Linked DNA regions of Homo sapiens: region 2 is linked to region 1. Evidence: read pairs that join two places in POLR2A ChIA-PET (ENCODE). Cell type or tissue: Caco-2. All regions are shown on one strand.

What was found. Peaks named below come from ENCODE experiments on the same cell type or tissue, not always from the same donor. Only the 100,000 strongest peaks of a DNase experiment are listed, where the experiment ranks them.
Region 2: POLR2A ChIA-PET joins it to region 1 with 11 read pairs; 8 of 35 experiments call an interaction of 5 or more read pairs at or near these places.

Annotation. Positions count from the first base shown.
Region 1 is chr1:244,848,868-244,853,867 of GRCh38, reverse strand. HNRNPU (heterogeneous nuclear ribonucleoprotein U) reads left to right here. Exons shown (of 14, transcript NM_031844.3): 14 at 1-3,571. Among named protein-coding and RNA genes, the nearest start is that of SNORA100, 2.8 kb to the left of the region's middle. In Caco-2, no CTCF peak of the experiment used is centred here; no DNase peak of the experiment used is centred here.
Region 2 is chr1:244,458,957-244,463,956 of GRCh38, reverse strand. It overlaps CATSPERE (catsper channel auxiliary subunit epsilon), which reads right to left and starts at 2,684. Exons shown (of 22, transcript NM_001130957.2): 1 at 2,463-2,684; 2 at 1-49. The coding sequence starts at 2,527. RefSeq lists a silencer at 2,434-2,783 and an enhancer at 3,058-4,257. In Caco-2, no CTCF peak of the experiment used is centred here; DNase peaks (open chromatin) are centred at 2,126, 2,566, 3,516 and 4,606; H3K4me3 peaks cover 1,347 bases.

The DNA.
Region 1 (5,000 bases):
TAATTGGGATTGAAAACTAAAACTTGGAACTAAGATAGAGAAGATGGAGTGTATGTAGAAGGGCTGTTAAAAATGTAAAACTTGGTTGCATTATTTGTGGAGGCTCAAACTTGTGAAGGTTAATACCATAATTTTTCCATTTGTTCTGCATTTTGATTCTGAAAAGAAAGCTGGCTTTGCCCATTTCTTATTAAAAAAACTTGTTGTAAATCCAGTTGTCTAATGGGATCTATATGAAGTTAGCCATGTCTGTATGCCCTTCTCCCACAAAATACTGTATAACTAGTGTGCTTGTAGTAGTTAACTCCACCATCTTTGTAAGCTAATGAAATTGTGAGTCACCCATTTATATCTTAATTTTTAATCATGTCAGTTCTTGAATGGGTATCTCCTTAGCCTGCTGATTTCTTTTTCTTTCTAAAGAAAGTGGGTGGAGAAATTAATTTAGACGTTTGTTTGCAATAAAAAGAATTCATTTTACTCTTGTTTTGGGATTCTCGCCATCAAGGTTCAAAATCCCTTTATATAACTCCCAAGAGGAGAAATTTATTAAGTGTGTGCTTTCTGGACAGCTTATTCTTTACTCTGCATAGAACATTTAGGTTTTAAAAACTTAAATGTATACTGACAATTGATACATAATTATGAAGTAAAGTTGAATTCTTCCCTTCCCCTCCCCCCCAGACAACTTTTAACATATTTAATGAGGGGAAAAGGTACTGGCTGGGAGAAGTTAACACTGAGTTTATCATCTTTACAGAATGCTAATGCTGTCCTCAACTGATTATTTTATATACATATATATGATACATGAAACTCTGGGATCAGATGCTTTTAGAAGCCATCATGCAAGCCAGTCATTGATGTCACTGCTACACAACACTGCTAACTTGACTGTAGCTATGTAATAACATTAGATCCCCTAATTGTAATTATATTGGGTTTGCACAGAACACTTTAATCTTCCCCTCACCAATGTGAAGTGAGGAATCAGGAGTCAAACTGTAGAACTAAAATTTGACTTCAGTCTAGCGTTTCCTTGGTGTTTTTAGGTTGCTTTGGTAAGTTTAGGTTTGCTATATTTCTGATTGCTTAGAATTTTGTTTTAGCCCTTTAAAATCAGATCATAAATATGAATTCATACTTCTAAGGAATTTTCTTGCTATAAGCTGGAGTTTAGGTGATGTATAGGTTCAGTTGAGACATTTTTGGAACAGGCAAATCCTTAGTTAACATAAGATATTTAACAGTTGAAGATAGTGTCATGGATTTTTATCTTTTTTAGCAAGTAATGCTAAGAACCACTGGCCTGAGCTACTACTCTTCAGTATACATTATTAGGATTGCATAGACTTACTAGAGGAACAGTTTCAGGTTTTGATGCTAATCAGTGTTGTGTCCTAAAGTTGTCCTTTGTGCCTTTAAAAAGTTTTGGATATATCTTCTAGTTTAAAATTGCTTATTAAGGAATTCATTTTATAATTGCAGTGGGAAAGTAATGGTCAAGTAACACTAGGTAGACTATCATGCCTGTTTAGCCCAGAGAATTTGGGGGGAGAGAGAATAGATAAAAATGGCACCCAGAAAAATGTTAAAATCTTTAGTCAAGACTAGAATTAATACAATTGTCTACACTTGTATGGCAGAAATAACCTTATAAAGTGTTTAAGGAATTCAGAGAAGGGAATGTACCAAATAAGCAACAGGGAGAAAATTAGGTAAGAAGTAAGATACGAACGAGAAACCTGATTTATTGCTCATCCTTCCCTTGCCTCCCTAATGGCAAGCAAAACTCTGAACATCTGAAAAGGATGTAGTTCTGGACAAATCCTGACTACCCAGAGGAAACTCACTGTGAGATTGCTGTTGATTTGAAGGGTGCTTTCACTAAGGTTATATTTTAAAGTAGAATAACACATGCTGAGTGTAAACTGGCTTTGGATTGGTCAGCTGCAGTAGTACAAAAACAGCATAGAATTTGAGAAAACTAAAACTGCTATGAGATAGCTATGAGAAAACTAAAACTGCTATGAGATAGAAATGATGTAAAATTATGTGGAAAGTTTTCCCTCATATACTCACATACAGCCTTTGAAGGGCTCTGGCTCTGACCGGTTGATGGCCTTGAGCGAGATGAAATCATGAAATTGAGTCAAATCAATTTGACATTGAAATGACAAGAGGAAACTCTTAAATACATAAAAACAAGCTCTCATTTGCCTAGGATAGATACTGTCTTAAAAATAAAGACTGAACCTAGATGTTCTGAGCACTAGCAACAAGGTATTTTAACAAGTTTAAAGGAATTCTCTGAAAAAGTTATAAAATTATTCTAGGAAACATAACCATAATAGTGTTTTAAGGGACTTTCACCTGGGGATTTTATATTCATGAACAGAGTGTATTCTGTATTTAAAATGTCTCATTTGTGGGAATTGGATGACATGTTTTTTGATAAATTTATTCACAATATAAATTGACTTTTTATTCTAGGACCATGTGAATAATGGGTTCCATTGCACAAATACAAATATTTTAATAGCTTCTTAGGCAGTGGTGTAGACATCTTGGATATAAATAATTGTAGATCTTGTATATTTGATTTTTAAAAAACTAGAATAAACAGAGAGGCATAAACATATCTTAGAGTCCAAGTGGTAGTGTTTAGCATTGGATATAATAAATGGATGTTTTACAAAGTGTTTCCATAATTCTCTTCCTATACATAAATGTCTTGTTTTCAAAAGTGGATGGAACTTGGCTGGGTGTGGTGGCTCACGCCTGTAATCCTAGCACTTTGGGAGGCCAAGGCGGGAGGATCACTTGAGCTCAGGAGTTTGAGACCATCCTGGGCAACATAGTGAGACCTGGTCTCTTGAAAAAAAAAAAGTGGATGGAACTTGTAGCAGAGAATTTTATCTACTTCTCAACCTGCTTCAGAATACCCATTTGAGATGTTCCCCTGGAAAGATGAACACAATACTGCATCTGAAGCCATTTCTTCCCACCTAACATTCTTAAAATGATTAGAGTCTAAACTTTGTCATTCATTCCTAATTCTGGAGCTCTGAGGTTGAGGTGTTCAGAGTTTGGTGAATAATTGGGTTTAAGTTTTAACATTTTAGTAATAATAAAAGCAAACACATACATGTTAAGGCCTGACAATAGGTTGCAATACCCATGCATTGGGACTCATACCCAGCATAAATGGTGAGGGACTGAACATTAGTGCTTTGAGCAAGAATTGGTTAACTACCTGAGATCTCTAAAACAGTAATTTGAATTACTAATACATAAACCACAAGTCTCTTCGAATTGTTAATTGCCTAAATTTACCCTAAAACTTAGTTAACGCTGCAGTGCCTTTATTAAAGCTTTTTTTTGGGGGGGGGTGTGGGCACAGCTACTCCATAACTTTAAATTTTAAAGCATGAAGGTGATCTAGCTAGTGTTAGTGCTTGAGTTGGTAGTTACATAGGCTGCTCTTGAATCGTCCTGTTTTCTTTGCCTAGTATTAGCACCACAGGTACATATTTGTAAAATAAGCATTAAAAGTACTTTGTCCAGCTAACTCATGTTGGAGTGACCTTTGTCTTACTAACCTTTGTTACTAAACTTGTTAATTAGAATAAGCCCTTGAGAATTTGGAAGTGAGCTATACTACTAATGTAGTATATATCTCTTGAGTGTGTTGGAGTAGATGAAAAACCAGGGGTCCCCAAGGGTATATTTTTGAAATTGAACAGAAACAATTCATCTTAATATTTAGTTTTCATTATGTTTAGCTTAATATGTGTGCTAGTTTATTTGGCGTCACACTTATGTCAATCTCAAGTCATGCAGAAATAGCACAGTCTCAGAAAAGAGGTTAGGTGGGAAATAGATGATATGCTTACATTATTGAGCAGGACTATGCTTTCACATCCTAACCAATTGACTAAAAATATAAATGATTGAAGTAATTTTCATTAGTTGCCCCAGGAGTCTTTAATAATAGTTTTAAGGGATAGTAGATTGGACATAGATAGATGGGTTATTCATAATGGATATTCATAATGGATATTCATAATGTTAACCTAGAATTATTCAGAAAATATAACACCTATGTAGTAGAATCTATTGATTGTAAGCCTAGTGTTGGTAGGCAAACATGTTGATGATGGGCCAGGACATCAGTAATCACTACTTGGTTAGGCAAGTAATTAGGACAGGGATTGTAATCATGTCAATTTGTAGCTACCTAATTTTTATTGATTAGGATACTTTATTTTTCATGCCAGGATTCAGCATATACTTAGGTCTTGAGCAGGGGCTTTGCTTTTAAAGCTGAATCCTGGGCATAAGAAGCTATGTACTGTAGTTGAAAGTGAAGTAAATGTCAATGTAGGCTAGTCTCTAGAGAAATGTCTTCTATAAAGATTCAGGGTTTTTTTGCACCATTATGATCACCATACTGTGCCAATGACATAGTTACTCATGAGCATGTCCAGTCTGTCTACATTAATGAAGGATAATGCAGAGATCACAGGCTGGAGAGTTACATCTGACAGAGAAGTGCTGCACTATTGGGGCATATTCTTTCCTGCTATTCCTTTAACAGTTCCATTCTGAACCTTACAGGAAGTAAAATAAGTTATGTCTGGTAAAATATACGTTGCAAACACTTAAAGCATTGCCACAAATTGGTGACAGCCAAGACATTTTTAAAAATTTTAAAACACCAAGAATAGACGTGGCTAGTACAGACACCAGTTTATAAGTGTGACATTAATGCTATAAAAGTTAAAGCATATATAGAGATACCTAAAGAGTTATTGGGGCTTATTTAAATGTCAACTAACAAAGGAATTTTTTGAGGCAGCTTGTATCCTGTATCAGTTGTTTGTAGTTAAAGATTGGGAGAGTCATGGTCACGTACAAGAAAAAAAGATTCCAACATAACTTTTTTTTTTTTTCTTGAAAAGTAAAGCAAACAAATGTGTTGATTTACATTTCATCTC
Region 2 (5,000 bases), 390 kb after region 1:
AGTACTTCTGGTACTAAAAATGCGATAGTTTGGGCTGTTAGTGGAATACCTGTGGAGGAAGAGGCCAAGTATAAATATTAAAACTAATTTATTCTTCAAATATGAGGATTCTCTACATGGTCAGGGCATAGCTGGGCTGCCAGGAGTGTCACCTTTCTGCCTCATTCCCTTCCTTGACAGCAACTCAGGGCTAAAATTGGGGCTATCAGTGACCTCTACCCACATCTCTAGATGTGTTAGGGTTTGCTCAGTATCTAAAGACAATAAAATGAGAAGTTAATACTCTTTACCTGGTTTTTTTTTTTTTTTTGTAAGATGAAAACTCTTGAAGAACACTGGCTCTAACTCCTTCACTTATAAAGAGTTAAAGTAAGAATAACAAAGATTGGAGTTTTAAAAACGCAGTATTTCTCTTTTTTTTTTGTTTTTGAGACAGGGTCTTGCTCTGGAGTACAGTGCAGTGATCTTGGCTTACTGCAGCCTTGACCTCCCAGGCTCAAGTGATCCTCTCGCCTCAGCCTCCCGAATAGCTGGGACTACAGGCGCATGCCACCACGCCCAGCTAATTTTTGTATTTTTTAGTAAAGACAGGGTTTTGCCATGTTGCTGCGATGGAGGGTTCTTAATTCCCGTCTATCTGATTCATCTAACAGAGCACTGTCCAATATAATACAAGCCACCTCCTATTAATTAAAAATGTTCAAGTAGCTACTTTAAAAGCACAAGAAGAAATGGGTGAAATTAATTTTAATAATTTTTAGCTTTTAATTAAAACTAAACAAATTAAACTTAAAATTAATTAATTTTAAGTTTTATTCAACATGTAATCAGTATAAAATAATTATTACTGAGATATCTTACATTCTTTTTTCAGACTAAGTCTTTGAAATCTGGTGTGTACATTACACTTACACCACATCTCAATTTGGGCTATATTTCAAATACTCAAAAGGCACATGTAGCTGGTGACTATCATAAATCACCACCCTACAATTCCTTCGCCTTCCATTTGCTTCAAGAATCTATTCCATGTCTACATTGCATACCTAATTGCAACTGGAATTGCTCCATCCCTAAAGCTTTAAATCAGAGGCCTTTTTTCTGTATGTAGAGGAAGAGTTGCTAGGATATCATTATGCAATTCCCTTATCAGAATTATACAAGCCTTAATAGCACTCTGAATTCTTATGTTTAACGGAAATCAGTCACCTTTATAATGAAACACATTTTCTGTATATACAGATCGAATTAAAAAAAAGTCATGTATTTTACATATACCTATAAATAAAAATGAAATCTATTGTCATCAAAGGCTTTTTTTGAAGTGTGAACCACCTCACACTTCTTATGAATCTAAGATCCCTTTCAATACAGAGAGAAAAATACAAGTGGCAAATTTTGTACTTTAATTTACAAAGTTAAATTATGTAATTTAATAAGATCTGGTAGTGAAAGGATGAAATGACCTTTCCTGGCAGGCCTTTTCTCCTCACCTGCTCCCTCAACAGCTTCTCACTCCTACTGGGGCTAAGGATAGGCTAGGGAGAGAACAGTAGCTCAAAGAGTCACGTTTAATTTATTAATTTAGTCCCAGATAACAACGATAATACCTTTTCATCCTTGCTTTATTAATTATGTCTTATATTTAATGTATTCTTGTTGGAAACAGATCTAAGAGGCCCATAGGTGTGTGGGGTGTGCAGATGGACATGTGCTATTTTTTAATGAAAAGGGCACTGTTATATCTCACTCTTGGACCACAACGATCCTCTCCTCTGGCAAAAGAAGGCTGCACAAGGTGAGAGGAATGTAAGAATTCACAGGGGCCGGGGCGCGATAGCTCATGGCTCAGAGCTCATAGTCTGTAATTACAGCACTTTGGGAGGCCCCGGCAGGAGGATCACTTAAGGCCAGGAGTTCGAGACCAGCCTGGGCAATATTGTGAGACCCTGTCTCTACCAATTTTTTTTTTTAATTTAGCCAAGCGTGGTGGCGCGTGCCTGTTGTCACAGCTATTTAGGAGGCCGAGGTGCGAGGAGCGCTTGGGCCCAGGAGTTTCAGGCTTCAGGGAGCTATGATGGCGCCACTGCATTGCAGCCTGGGCAACGGAGCAAGAGGCCGTCTCTAAAACAAACAGACAACCCCCGCCCTAAACAAACAAAAAAGTAAGATTTCATTGGGGCTCAGATGTTCTGAGGACAGCAGCATGAAGGTACTGCGACCTTACTGCAGGAGCTGGAGCAGGGTAGCAAAGTGCTAACTGCGTCCCCTCTCGCTCATGGAAAACTCTCGGGTGGGAGCGGTGGGACACTGGGGCTGGTGTTGGGGAGCCAGGAGACGAGGCAGTGGTCGGCCAGGGCGAGCGGTCCCGAGGCGCATGGGGTGGAGAGCAGGACCCTCCCGCCTGCCCCGCCGGGGGTAATCCCCGCCTAGTCGCTCGCCTGCGACTGGCGTCTCTCTACCTCCAAAGGGCGGAGCCATAGCAGCTCAGCCACAGCAGCAGCACGGCCACTTCCCGGGCTGACATGGCGCCTGCTCCGCCTCCGCCCAACCGCCTCGGCCACTCCCGTCCAGGCCTCGCGCATTCCCGTGGGACGTCGGCCCGGCGGGCGGCTGCAGGCGCCTGGGTCCCGGCGCCTCTGGACAGGGCGGGCCGGGCCTGAAGACCAGCGAGGGAGAAGTGTGCGCGTGCGCGTGCGCGCCGCTACCTGGGCTCCCTAGAGGCCTGAAAGTAGCCGGAGTGCGAACCTGCACACGAGATTTTAGGAAAGGCAGAACCAGGCTTTCCAGCAGTGAGATAGCAAAAACACTTCGAAAAATCTGAGTTGCCAATTAAAAGAAAAAAAGAAGGAAGGAAGGAGGAAGGAAAGAAAAAGAAAAATCCAATTTGCCAGAAAGAATGTGAAACTTTTAAGGTAGTGTGTCTTTTAGCCCAAATCTTCATGTGACTGCGTATAGACACTGCAATAGCAAATACATATCTGGCAGTGCTTTCCAGGGAGCAGGCACGCCATAAGTGATTTTTGTTGTTGTTTGTTTTTGAGAGAGTCACACTCTGTCCCCCAGGCTGGAGTGCAGTGGCGCGATCTGGCTCGGCTCACTGCAACCTCCGCCTCCGGCGTTCAAGCGATTCTCCTGCTTCAGCCTCCAGAGTAGCTGGGATTACAGGCGTGCGCCACAAGGCCCTGCTAATTTTTGTATTTTGAGTAGAGACGGGGTTTCACCATCTTGCCCAGGCTGGTCTCCAACTCCTGACCTCAAGTGATCCACCCGCCTCAGCCTCCCAAAGTGCTGGGATTACAGGCGTGAGCCACCAGACCTGGCCAGGCACAGCATAAATGATTTTTATTTAATTAATTTATTTATTTATTGCAGGAGACTGGAGTTTTATTATTACTCAAATCAGTCTCCCCAAGCAATTGGGGAGCACAGTTTTTAAGGATAACTTGGTGGGTTGGCGGAAGCCAGTGAGCCAGGAGTGCTGATTGGTCAGGGGTGAAATCATAGGGAGTAGAAGCTGTCTTCCTGTGCTGAGTCACTTCCTGGGTGGGGCCACAAGATCAGATGAGCCAGTTTACTGATCTGGGTGGTGCCAGCTGATCCATCAAGTGCAGGGTCTGTAAAATCTCTCGAGCACCGATCTTAGGAGCGGTTTAGGGCAAGTCAGAATCTTGTATCCTCCAGCTGCATGACTCCTAAACCTGATTTCAAATCTTGTGGTTAATGTTAGTCCTACAAAGGCAATCTAGTCTCCAGGCAAGAAGGAGGTCTGCTTTGGGAAAGGGTTGTTACCGTCTTTGTGTAAACTATAAACTAAGTTTCTCCCAAAGTTAGTTCAGCTTATGCCCAGGAATGAACAAGGACAGCTTTGAGGTTAGAAGCAAGATGCAATCCGTTCAGTTAGATCTCTTTCACTGTCTCAATCATAATTTTGCAAAGATGGTTTCAATCCTTCCCTTTGGGTAGGCTATGAAGATGGGAGAAGGCCGTTGATAGCTCTGGCTTCTTCCTGCTGACAGGGGAGGTAATGGGAATGGGAGTGAACCCCAAGGTGAGAAGAGTGGAATTGCTTTGCAACTGTCTGAGCAACTCATGCAGGCCTGGTTGAGTTTCCAAGAGTTGCATGGCAAACACATTAGTACTCTCATCTATAGTTTTACTACAGTGTTTAAGTGAACAGCCTGCTATAAGGTAAATAATGAGTCCTAGTTTGAGGAGTACAATTCCCAATTTTAAAAGTAAAGATTTGAAAGCATTAGTCTGGGGACTTCTAACCCACAAATAATTTAGTGTGTAGTCTAAACTGCACAAGAAAACCTCAAGACCAGCTAACAACTGTATACTATAGTTTTTCTTTTGAAGCATAATTTTTCTCTCTCCAGTCCCCATTTTTATTCAAAACAAACCATGATAGAACCGATTTGTTTACAAAATAAACTTTAGTCTTACTGTACTTGGCCTGATTATTTGCATAAAGTGCAGCAAGAATAATTATTTTTCACTTAGGCTTTTTTCATTGGCTCTGATAGAACTCTGTTCCATGAAGGATCTCAGCTAAGACTTTTTAAAAGCCAAGCCCAGGCTGGGCGCGGTGGCTCATGCCTGTAATCCCAGCACTCTGGGAGACTGAAGTGGGTGGATCACAAGGTCAGGAGATCAAGCCTGTCCTGGCCAACAAGGTGAAACCCCATCTTTACTAAAAATACAAAAATTAGCTGGGCATGGTGATGCATGCCTGTAATCCCAGCTACTCAGGAGGCTGAGGCAGGAGAATTGTTTGAACCTGGGAGGCGGAGGTTGCAGTGAGCCGAGACTGAGCCACCGAACTCCAGCCTGGCGACAGAACTAGACTCTGTCTCAAAAAAAAAAAAAAAAAGCTGAGCCCAGCCTCAAATACCTATGAGTTGGTATTTGAAAATTCCTTTCCTCTTGAAGTCCCAAGATAACTTGGAGTTCCTGGGCCTGTTAAAAAGTGACATTCTTTACTTACCACAGGTCAG